Regions from separate parts of the Homo sapiens genome. Here region 1 is linked to region 2. A link is an interaction called in ENCODE POLR2A ChIA-PET data of the cell type or tissue named here. Cell type or tissue: PC-9. All regions are shown on one strand. Links, peaks and the distances in the headings refer to the core of each region. The heading gives the core; the rest is flanking DNA. Region 1 overlaps LOC124901431 (a long non-coding RNA gene). Region 2 overlaps RAET1L (retinoic acid early transcript 1L).

Region 1 (4,391 bases), core at 281-4,280, 840 kb before region 2:
AGCTGCAAGCAGCATATTCTCTGGAGTTTGTGTCACCTTTGTGAATGTACTTAATGCCACTGAACTGTATATTTAAAAATGGTTAAGATGGTAAATTTTATGTGCATTTTACCACCATCTTAAAAGTCAAGAAGGAGGTGAAGAAACAGCTCAAATTGGTGATCTAAGTTTGCTAGAGTCAATTACTATCATTTACAACAAAGCACTCTGTTGTGTACAGTGGTTAAAGTGAATGCAGGTGAAGGTCACTGGCCATGAGCAAGTCAAGAAAATAAAGGGCTGGATGTTGAGAAGGTCATCCATCGAAATATCCATCAAATAGGGATTTTCTAGATATTTTCAAGGTGGTGGTAGTATATAGGGGTGGAGAGTATAGGATGATAAGGAGACTGATTCTGAGGTGTGGGCTCACCTTCACTGAATGAGGCCAATTGGTAAGAAGGTCAATGGATGATAGGAGTCAGGTGACACAAAGATTTGCATTCCAGGCTGGGCACAGTGGCTCATGCCTGTAATCCCAGCACTTTGGGAGGCTGAGGAGGGCGAATCACCTGAGGTCAGAAGTTAGAAACCAGCCTGACCAACATGGTGGAACACCGTCTCTACTAACAATTCAAAAATTAGCTGGGCATCGTGGCATCTGCCTGTAATCCCAGCTACTGGGGAGACTGAGGCAGGAGATTCACTTGAACCTGGGAGACAGAGGTTGCAGTGAGTCGAGATTGCGCCATTGCACTCCAGCCTGGACAACAAGAGCGAAACTCCATCTAAAAAAAAAAAAAAAAAATTGCATTCCAAATAGCCACCATGCAATAGTTCATTCATTCATGAGGGCAGAGAAGGAATGGTCTCCAGCCACAGCATGGATCCATGAAGCACTGACTCCACCTCTCGAACTTGAGGTGTTGGATTGTGGGAGAATGAATAGCCTTCCTTTAAGAGATCCCCAGGAGAAACATCCTTAAGGAAGAGCTAAGTGTTAGTTTAAAAAAGAAATGAATTGGCCGGGCGCGGTGGCTCACGCCTGTAACCCCAGTACTTTGGGAGGCCGAGGTGGGCGGATCACAAGGTCAGACTGAGATCATCCTGGCCAACGTGGTGAAACCTCGTCTCTACTAAAAATACAAAAATTAGCTGGGCGTGGTGGCACGAGCCTGTAATCCCAGCTACTCGGGAGGCTGAGGCAGGAGAATTGCTTGAACCAGGGAGTTGGAGGTTGCAGTCAGCCAAGATCACACCACTGAATTCCAGCCTGGCGACAGCGAAACTCCATCTCAAAAAAAAAAAAAAAAAGAATGGAGGGAACTGCTTCCATTAAAATATAGGGAATGTAGAGGAGTTCAACATGGAACTTAAAGTGACCCAGAGCACGCAGACAGAAGATGTGGGAAGAACAGCAGCAGTGAGAAGGTGGGTCAGGAGGGAGACTAACCAGGAAGGATGGTCAGAGGAGCAGCAACCCGGGGTAACAGCTTGAAGCCTGGTGGTTTATGTGGCTCCCAAAATGCCAAAGAGACAGACCCAGCAAATACTGGAAGGCTACAAATGTAGACAGGACACTTGGATAAAACAAGGGTCAACACAGTTTGCACTTCTATGGGAGTTTGTTCCATGAAAGGGCTGTATTTACACAGCAACCCCCAAATGCAGAAGGAGCCTGGAAACCAAAGGAGGCAGAGAAATCCAATGTGTGGTTCTGGGTGATTTATTAGGGAAATTTACAAACAGAAACGTGGTCTTGGGCGGCTACAAGATAGGTAGATCTCTGCACCACAACCCCCTAGACCCAGGGCTTATATCTTGGGGAAAAATATACGTGTTCTAGAAGGAATGTGTAGGTGGCTACCAGCGTCACAGCCTATGATTTCTGCAACAGCAACGAGGGTTGTTTTGAAGGAAACTTACAGTAAATGGGTGTTTCTACATAAATAATAATACATCAACTCAACATTTTGGAGGCATTCCCAGACTTGGGATTAGTCAGTGGATTGGTATTTAAAGTAAATTCACTCTTGTCCCCACCAAGAGTTTTCCTCTTCAATGAATGAGGAGGCTTTGTGTAGAAAGCAAAAGTTCCTCTTCAAATCCCTTTAAATCATAAATGTTATTGATATCTTTTCTCAAAACTAACTTTAAGTTTCTTATTTTATAGTAATAACTCTCTGTTAAGCCTTATGTAGCAAAGGTAACAGAATAAGCATACTCTGACTTCAGTATCTGTTAAACATGCTCACAGGCATGTAGTACATTCTATGTCCTTGTACCTTAGTCAGAATATTCGTGCTGGACATGCCCAGGCATGTCCCAGCTTGCAGCCTACCCTCCTCCCTTATTTGGGAATATTATTACTTTTCTAAGTCCTTTCATAAGCAACTTCCTTTTTTTCCTTTGTTCCTCACTGCCTTTACCTATTTTAAAAAGTTTTGAACTGTTAGCCAATCGGGTTTTAGTTTAGATTGTGAGGTCTGGCTCCAGCCAATGGAGTCAGGACACAGCAATAGGGACCTCATGTGTAAGGCAAAACTATTCTAGTATCTTTTTTACTTTGTGGGTACTCCTGGCAGGATTGCTGACAGGCACCACCCTTTCTGCAAAGAGTAAAAAGAGTTTCCTGTTGAGGAAACATTTTGTCTAATTGCGGATTCTTCTCTGTAACATCGGGGAATAAGCATTTACTTCCAACACTTTGGTCTTCCAGGAAGGACTACCTGAGCCATGAGTGGTTTGCTGGGCTTGGGGAGAAGCTCTGGTTTGATGCAGCTTTTTCCAAAGCTCCCAGGGAGTGCAGTCTGGGCCTGATCTGTGATTGTTTAGGCTGGAAAGCATGGCCCTGGAAGGTGCAAGCCTGGTCGATAGGAGTATGGGTAGCATACGCACCAACAATGCTCTGCAAAATCTGTCTTATTATTAATATCAACCAGCGTATGGCACTGCAGGTGAGGCATGCATGGAGACATTTTGTATCCGGAATTGGTTCCTTCCAGTGGGTTCTTGGTCTCACTGACTTCAAGAATGAAGCTGTGGACCCTCGCGGTGAGTGTTAAAGTTCTTAAAGATGGTGTGTCCGGAGTTTGTTCCTTCAGATGTTCAGATGTGTCCAGAATTTCTTCCTTCTGGTGGGTTCGTGGTCTCGCTGATTTCAGGAGTGAAGCCACAGACCTTCGCAGTGAGTGTTACAGTTCATAAAGGCGGCGCGTCCGGAGTTGTTCATTCCTCCCGGTGGGTTCATGGTCTCGCTGGCTTCAGGAGTGAAGCTGCAGATCTTCGTGGTGAGTGTTACACCTCATAAAGGCAGCGCATCCAGAGTTGTTCATTCCTCCCGGTGAGTTTGTGGTCTCATTGGCTTCACGAGTGAAGCTGCAGACCTTCGTGGTGAGTGTTACAGCTGATAAAGGCAGTGCGGACCCAAAGAGTGAGCAGCAGCAAGATTTATTGTGAAGAGCAAAAGAACAAAGCTTCCACTGTGTGGAGGGGACCCAAGTGGGTTGCTGCTGGTGGTGCAGGTGGCCTGCTTTTATTCCCTTATTTGGCCCCACCTGCATCCTACTGAGTGATCCATTTTGCAGAGAGCTGATTGGTCCATTTTACAGAGTGCTGATTGGTCCATTTTTATAGAGTGCTGATTGGTGCATTTACAAACCTTTAGCTAGACACAGAGCACTGACTGGTGCATTTACAATCCTTTAGCTAGACAGAAAAGTTCTCCAAGTCCCCACCCAACCCAGAAGCCCAGCTGGCTTCACCTCTCAATTTCCCCTCTAAACAGGACACCCCAACTGCTGTTTGGAATTTGGCCAATGACTGCTCTAGCTACTTCCTGCTGGATAGGGGTGAAGCAGGGGCCCTGCAGTTGTGGTGTCCTCCAGAGGGAAACTCTTTAGGCCAGTGGAAGGGCCAGCGGGTCGGTCCAGGGGTCCTCAGTAGAAGTTGTTAGTTGAACTCATTCGGAGTTCCATTTGTAAGACCATCTGTAGCTTGATTGCCTTGATTTTAGAGGAAACAAATTTGACAAGAAGGTTAAAAATACAGGGCCCAAAGGCGAGTAACAGCAAGATGGCTGCCACGGGACCTAGAAAGGGGAGAAGCCATGTTGCCCAACTCCGGAGGTTGGTATAAGAGTTTGAAAGGCGTTGTCTGATTTCAGAAGCCTTTTCCTGTAAATGCCGGGCGGCATTTAGTACTATCCCTGACTGGTTAGGGTAAAAACAACACTCTTCCCCTAAGAAGGTGCAGACTCCTCCTTTCTCAGCCGTGAGGAGGTCTAGGCCTCAGCGCTTTTGGAGAGTCACTGCTGCCAAAGAGTCTATTTGGGATTGTAGAGTAAGGATAGATTTCGTGATTTCTTGCAAACTGTCTGAGAAATCCTTTGAGAATGTGTGGTAGTAGGATAA
Region 2 (4,391 bases), core at 303-4,302:
ACCCCTTGCCATGTTTTAGACCCTGTCATCAGATGATAAAGAGGGCCTTGAGTGAGGGAGCGGACCCATCACTACCAGCTTCAGACCTGTGGGCCCCTCCACTCCATCCCCTGGTCAGGTGCAGGGCCTGGGCTGACTCTGTGATGTGACAAAGGAGGAAAGAGGTAGGTCCAAGCTGCAGTCGCCAGGGTTGGGGCTCAAGGGAAAAATAGGTCCCTTAGTGCAGGGGGCTCTGAGACATAGAGTGACTAGGGAAAGATTACCGTGGAAAAGTGATCCGGGTTCTCTGCCTCTTAAACCAACATTTGGGTCCTTTCTGAAGGTTAAAGATGATACCAAAAAGCCCCTGTGAGCACGGTCTTGATCAACCTCGCCCTTCTGTCTGGCCAGCTGCCCACCACCTACGGTGTATGTCCAGCAGCCTCCAGCAGATGATGATGACACCATGGACCCAATAGCTCATTCACTGCCTTGATTCCTTTTGCCAACAATTTAACCAGTGATTATTCCTAACATATTATGCAATTTTCTCTTGGTGCTACCTGATGGAATTCCTGCACTTAAAGTTCTGGCTGACTAAACAAGATATGTCAACATTTTCTTTCTTCTCTTTTTGTTTGGAAAATCAAGTACTTCTTTGAATGATGATTTCTTTCTTTCATTACTGACATGATTGTCAGTAAAACAATCATGTTAGACTTCAGACCTCCAGGGATTCTTTCCATGTCCTGAAAGAGAATTGTTTAATTATTTAATAAGAAAAAAATTTATATTAATGATTGTTTCCTTTAGTAATTTATTGCTGTGTACTGATATTTAAATAAAGAGTTATATTTCCCAAAAACCTACTGAGTTTAGAATTTTGTTGTATTACTCAGTAGAGAATTAATGTTATTTCATTTTTCCTCCATGATATGGAGTAATAAATGAGTGATTCTGCCAGACTTTGTGTGGAAAAAGAGAATCTACAAAACATGGCTGAAAAAAATCAGAGACAAAACAAATACATGGAAAAATATTTCATGCTCATGGGTTGGAGAATCAATATAGCTAAAATGGCCATACTTCCAAAAGCAATTTATAGATGCAACACTATCTCTATCAATACCAATGTCATTTTCCACAAAATTAGACAAATCTAATCTAAAAGTTCTTTGGAGTTAAAAAAGAGCCCAAATAGCCAAAACAATCATAAGCAAAAAGAACAAAGCCAGAGACACCACATAGCCTGACTTCAAACTATAATATAAGGCTACAGTGATCAAAACAGAATGGTACTGGTACCAAAATAGACACTTAGATCAGTGGAACAGAATAGACAGCTCAGAAAGAAACCTTCACACCTTTTAACTTTCAACAAAATCAACAAAAAAAGCAATGAGGAAAGAGTCCTAATTCAATAAATGGTGCTGGGATAACTGGCTAGCCATGTGTAGGAGAACGAAACTGAACCTCTACCTTTCACCATATATGTAAAATAACTCGACATGAATTAAAGATTTAAATGTAAGTCCTAAAACTATAAAAATCCTGGAAGATAACCTAGGAAATGCCACTTTGGACATACAGCCTGACAAAGATATCATGATGAAGACACCAAAAGCATTTGCAACCAAAAACAAAAATTGACAAATGTGACCTCATTAAACTAAAGCGCTTCTCCACAGTAAAAGAAATTAGCAACACAGTAAACAGCCTATAGAATGGGAGAAATATCTGCAATCTATGCATCTGGCAAAGCTCTAATATCCAGAATCTACACGGAACTTAAACAACTCAACAAGCAGGAACAAAATTCCAATTAAAAAATAAGCAAAGAATGTGAACAGACACTTTGCAAAAGAAGACCTGCAAGTGGCCAACGAACATGAAAAAATGCTCTTTGGGAAGCCGCGGTGGGCAGATCATGAAGTCAGGAGTTTGAGACCAGCCTGACCAACATGGTGAAACTCCGTCTCTACTAAAAATACAAAAATTAGCCAGATGTGGTGGTGCATACCTGTAACCTGTAATGGTGCATAGTCTGATGTTGGAACTATGAAATACCTTGGACTGGTACTTTCCAGTCTTTTCCAGCAGATGGCACTGTTCATCTTTCAAATATTTCAATAAGCCCAGAGGGTTTGCCAACAGCGAGTTTGTGCCCTGAGCTCCTTGGCACACAACCTGGGATCCACAGCCAAGGGCTAGAGAAGACAAAAGAGACATTGACATCATGGTGGAAGAGGAATCCATAAAGAGTTCATTTCTGAGGACTGGGGCAGTTCCTCCCACCCTGCAGATCAAGATGCCCTGAGGGCAAAGAGCAGAGGGGTACTCTGGTGGCCCAGCAGTTCTGCCCTGGGGGAGGATTCTCTTCTGCTGCAGTGAAAACCAACAGGACGCTGCTTCATCCCAAGGGGACCAGGAAGATAGATCAGAGTGAGGAGCTGTCTGAGTGTTTCAGATCACACAGTGACTGCCTGCTTGATGGCTTCAGAACTCCTTCATGAGCTGGGAGACAGCCCCCAAGGTGAAAGGTGTGTGGGCAGGATGGGCTCGACATGACAACTCTCAAGATGACACGCAGTTTCTCCCATGTGTTTCTGTGTGTCTTTTTGTGTGCCCGTGTATGTGCATGGCTGTGTCTGTATTTCTGCATGCATTTGTGTATGTGTGTCTCTGTGAATGTGTGTGCCTGTGTGGTGTGAGTGTGTGTGAGAGATTGTGCCTGCATGTCTCTGTGTGTGTGCATGTGTGTGTGTGTGTGAGATAACATGCATGTATGAATGTTGAATTGATTTTCTGGTTGACTTGCTGTGGAGGGAGTCAGGGACTCCAGGGGGCTTCCTGCCCACCCCTCGTTCCCTGTAGCCAGTAGCACAAATGGCGTAATAAAAGGTAGTTTAATTTCATTTCATGCAAATGTAAAACTTTTGTGCTTCCAAAAGAACTCCAATTAGAAGATTAAAAAAAAACTTCCAGAACGAGAGAAAATCATTGAAAATCATATATCTGGTAATGGACTGTTATTCTGAATATATAAAGAACTCTTCCAACTCAATATTACAAAGGGAAATAACCCAATTTAAATATATGCAAGGAATTTGAATAGACATTTCTCCAAAGTGAGACAGGTATACTACACGGTGGTCTCAAAAGAATAGAAAATTTTGGGCAGCAGTTTCAGGTGACTAGCAAAAGAAATCTGTTGAAATATCTGCAGTGGCTCTGGGCTGATAAGTTGCTGAGAAACAGCATGTGGACCAAGCTGACTAAGAATGAGTGGATCCAACATGGCCCTGGATTTGACCTAGGTTTCACCTGGGACCTCATTACATGCTGATAAACACACTAAACACACACTAGCCAGCTCCCTAGCAGTTCTGAGAATACCCATATTTGGTGTAAAAATTCGAGGCACCAGAGTTCTGAGAATCCCTGTCCTTCTTCCAGGAATTTTCATGAATATTCCACCCCTTGGTTGAAGAAACCAGGAAAGGTGGCAGCACCAAACCCCCTTGCACCTGCCTCTCTCTTGAGTTCCCCTGCACTCCCTTTACTTGAGTGTGTACTTTTCCTTTTACAATAAATCTCCGTCCTTCCTCTATTTTCCTACTGGTCTTCGAATTCACTTCCCCAAGCGCTGCCAAGAGCCCCGCACCGGCTGGGGTCGCGGTCCAACCGGCGTTTAGGGACCTCCCCTTGCCCACTGGCATCAGAAGAAGAATGCAAATGGCAGTGAGCCCAGGAAAAGGGGCTCAGTGTCCACAGACCTCAGGGAAATGCCAACCGCACCCACAAGGCGACGCCTCACCCCGCTAGAATGGGTGACCCCAAACACTGTGAGGCTGGAGGGGGTGGGGCCTGCGTTCCTTACAAGGCAGAGAGCAGGAGACTGAGAGTTGGTGGAGTGTAGGGCTGTTCCTGTGTCATCCTCTTCCCGTTTTCCTGGCGGAGGTTTCTCTTTGTTCTCTGGCCCTCCCTGCTTCCTTCCTCTCCCTTTCTCTGGTTCTCCCTCCCATCCTTCATTTCCAACCATCCCAAGGTTTTCTCCGCCCCACGACATGCATGCTCCGGGTCCCCAGCCCAGCGTAGAAACCAGGAGCCCTGGACCGCGAGCGGCGGGATCCGGGAGGCGACAACCTGACGCCCCTGCCGGACCCTGGACACTCAGGACCTAGTGCGTCCCGGCGCCCTCCTGTAGCGGCCCCAGGGCAAGGAGGATGGGGGTCCTCGCGGGGCCCACACTGTCGGAGCCCCACAGATTCGAGTGGGACGGTGAGGTCTACACACTGAGCCGGTGACAAAGTCCCCGCGAGGATGAAGGAGGGACCTCGTGCTCCTCACCTCAACAGGCCCCGCATTTCCTTGATCCTTCTGACACGGGAACCAAGGGTCCCTTGCCGCGA

Evidence for each region. ChIA-PET counts read pairs that join two places held together with the same protein. Peaks named below come from ENCODE experiments on the same cell type or tissue, not always from the same donor. Only the 100,000 strongest peaks of a DNase experiment are listed, where the experiment ranks them.
Region 1: POLR2A ChIA-PET joins it to region 2 with 8 read pairs; 2 of 35 experiments call an interaction of 5 or more read pairs at or near these places.

The regions. Positions count from the first base shown.
Region 1 is chr6:150,855,261-150,859,651 of GRCh38, reverse strand. LOC124901431 (a long non-coding RNA gene) reads right to left here. Exons shown (of 2, transcript XR_007059812.1): 2 at 1,690-4,391. Among named protein-coding and RNA genes, the nearest start is that of MTHFD1L, 8.2 kb to the left of the region's middle. RefSeq lists an enhancer at 1,914-3,113. In PC-9, for the core only: no CTCF peak of the experiment used is centred there; a DNase peak (open chromatin) is centred at 1,931; H3K4me3 peaks cover 812 bases; H3K27ac peaks cover 2,422 bases.
Region 2 is chr6:150,014,787-150,019,177 of GRCh38, reverse strand. It overlaps RAET1L (retinoic acid early transcript 1L), which reads left to right. Exons shown (of 5, transcript NM_130900.3): 5 at 323-844. Among named protein-coding and RNA genes, the nearest start is that of RAET1L, 8.6 kb to the left of the region's middle. RefSeq lists an enhancer at 1,993-2,232. In PC-9, for the core only: CTCF peaks have their summits at 1,898 and 2,099 (motif pointing right); a DNase peak (open chromatin) is centred at 2,127.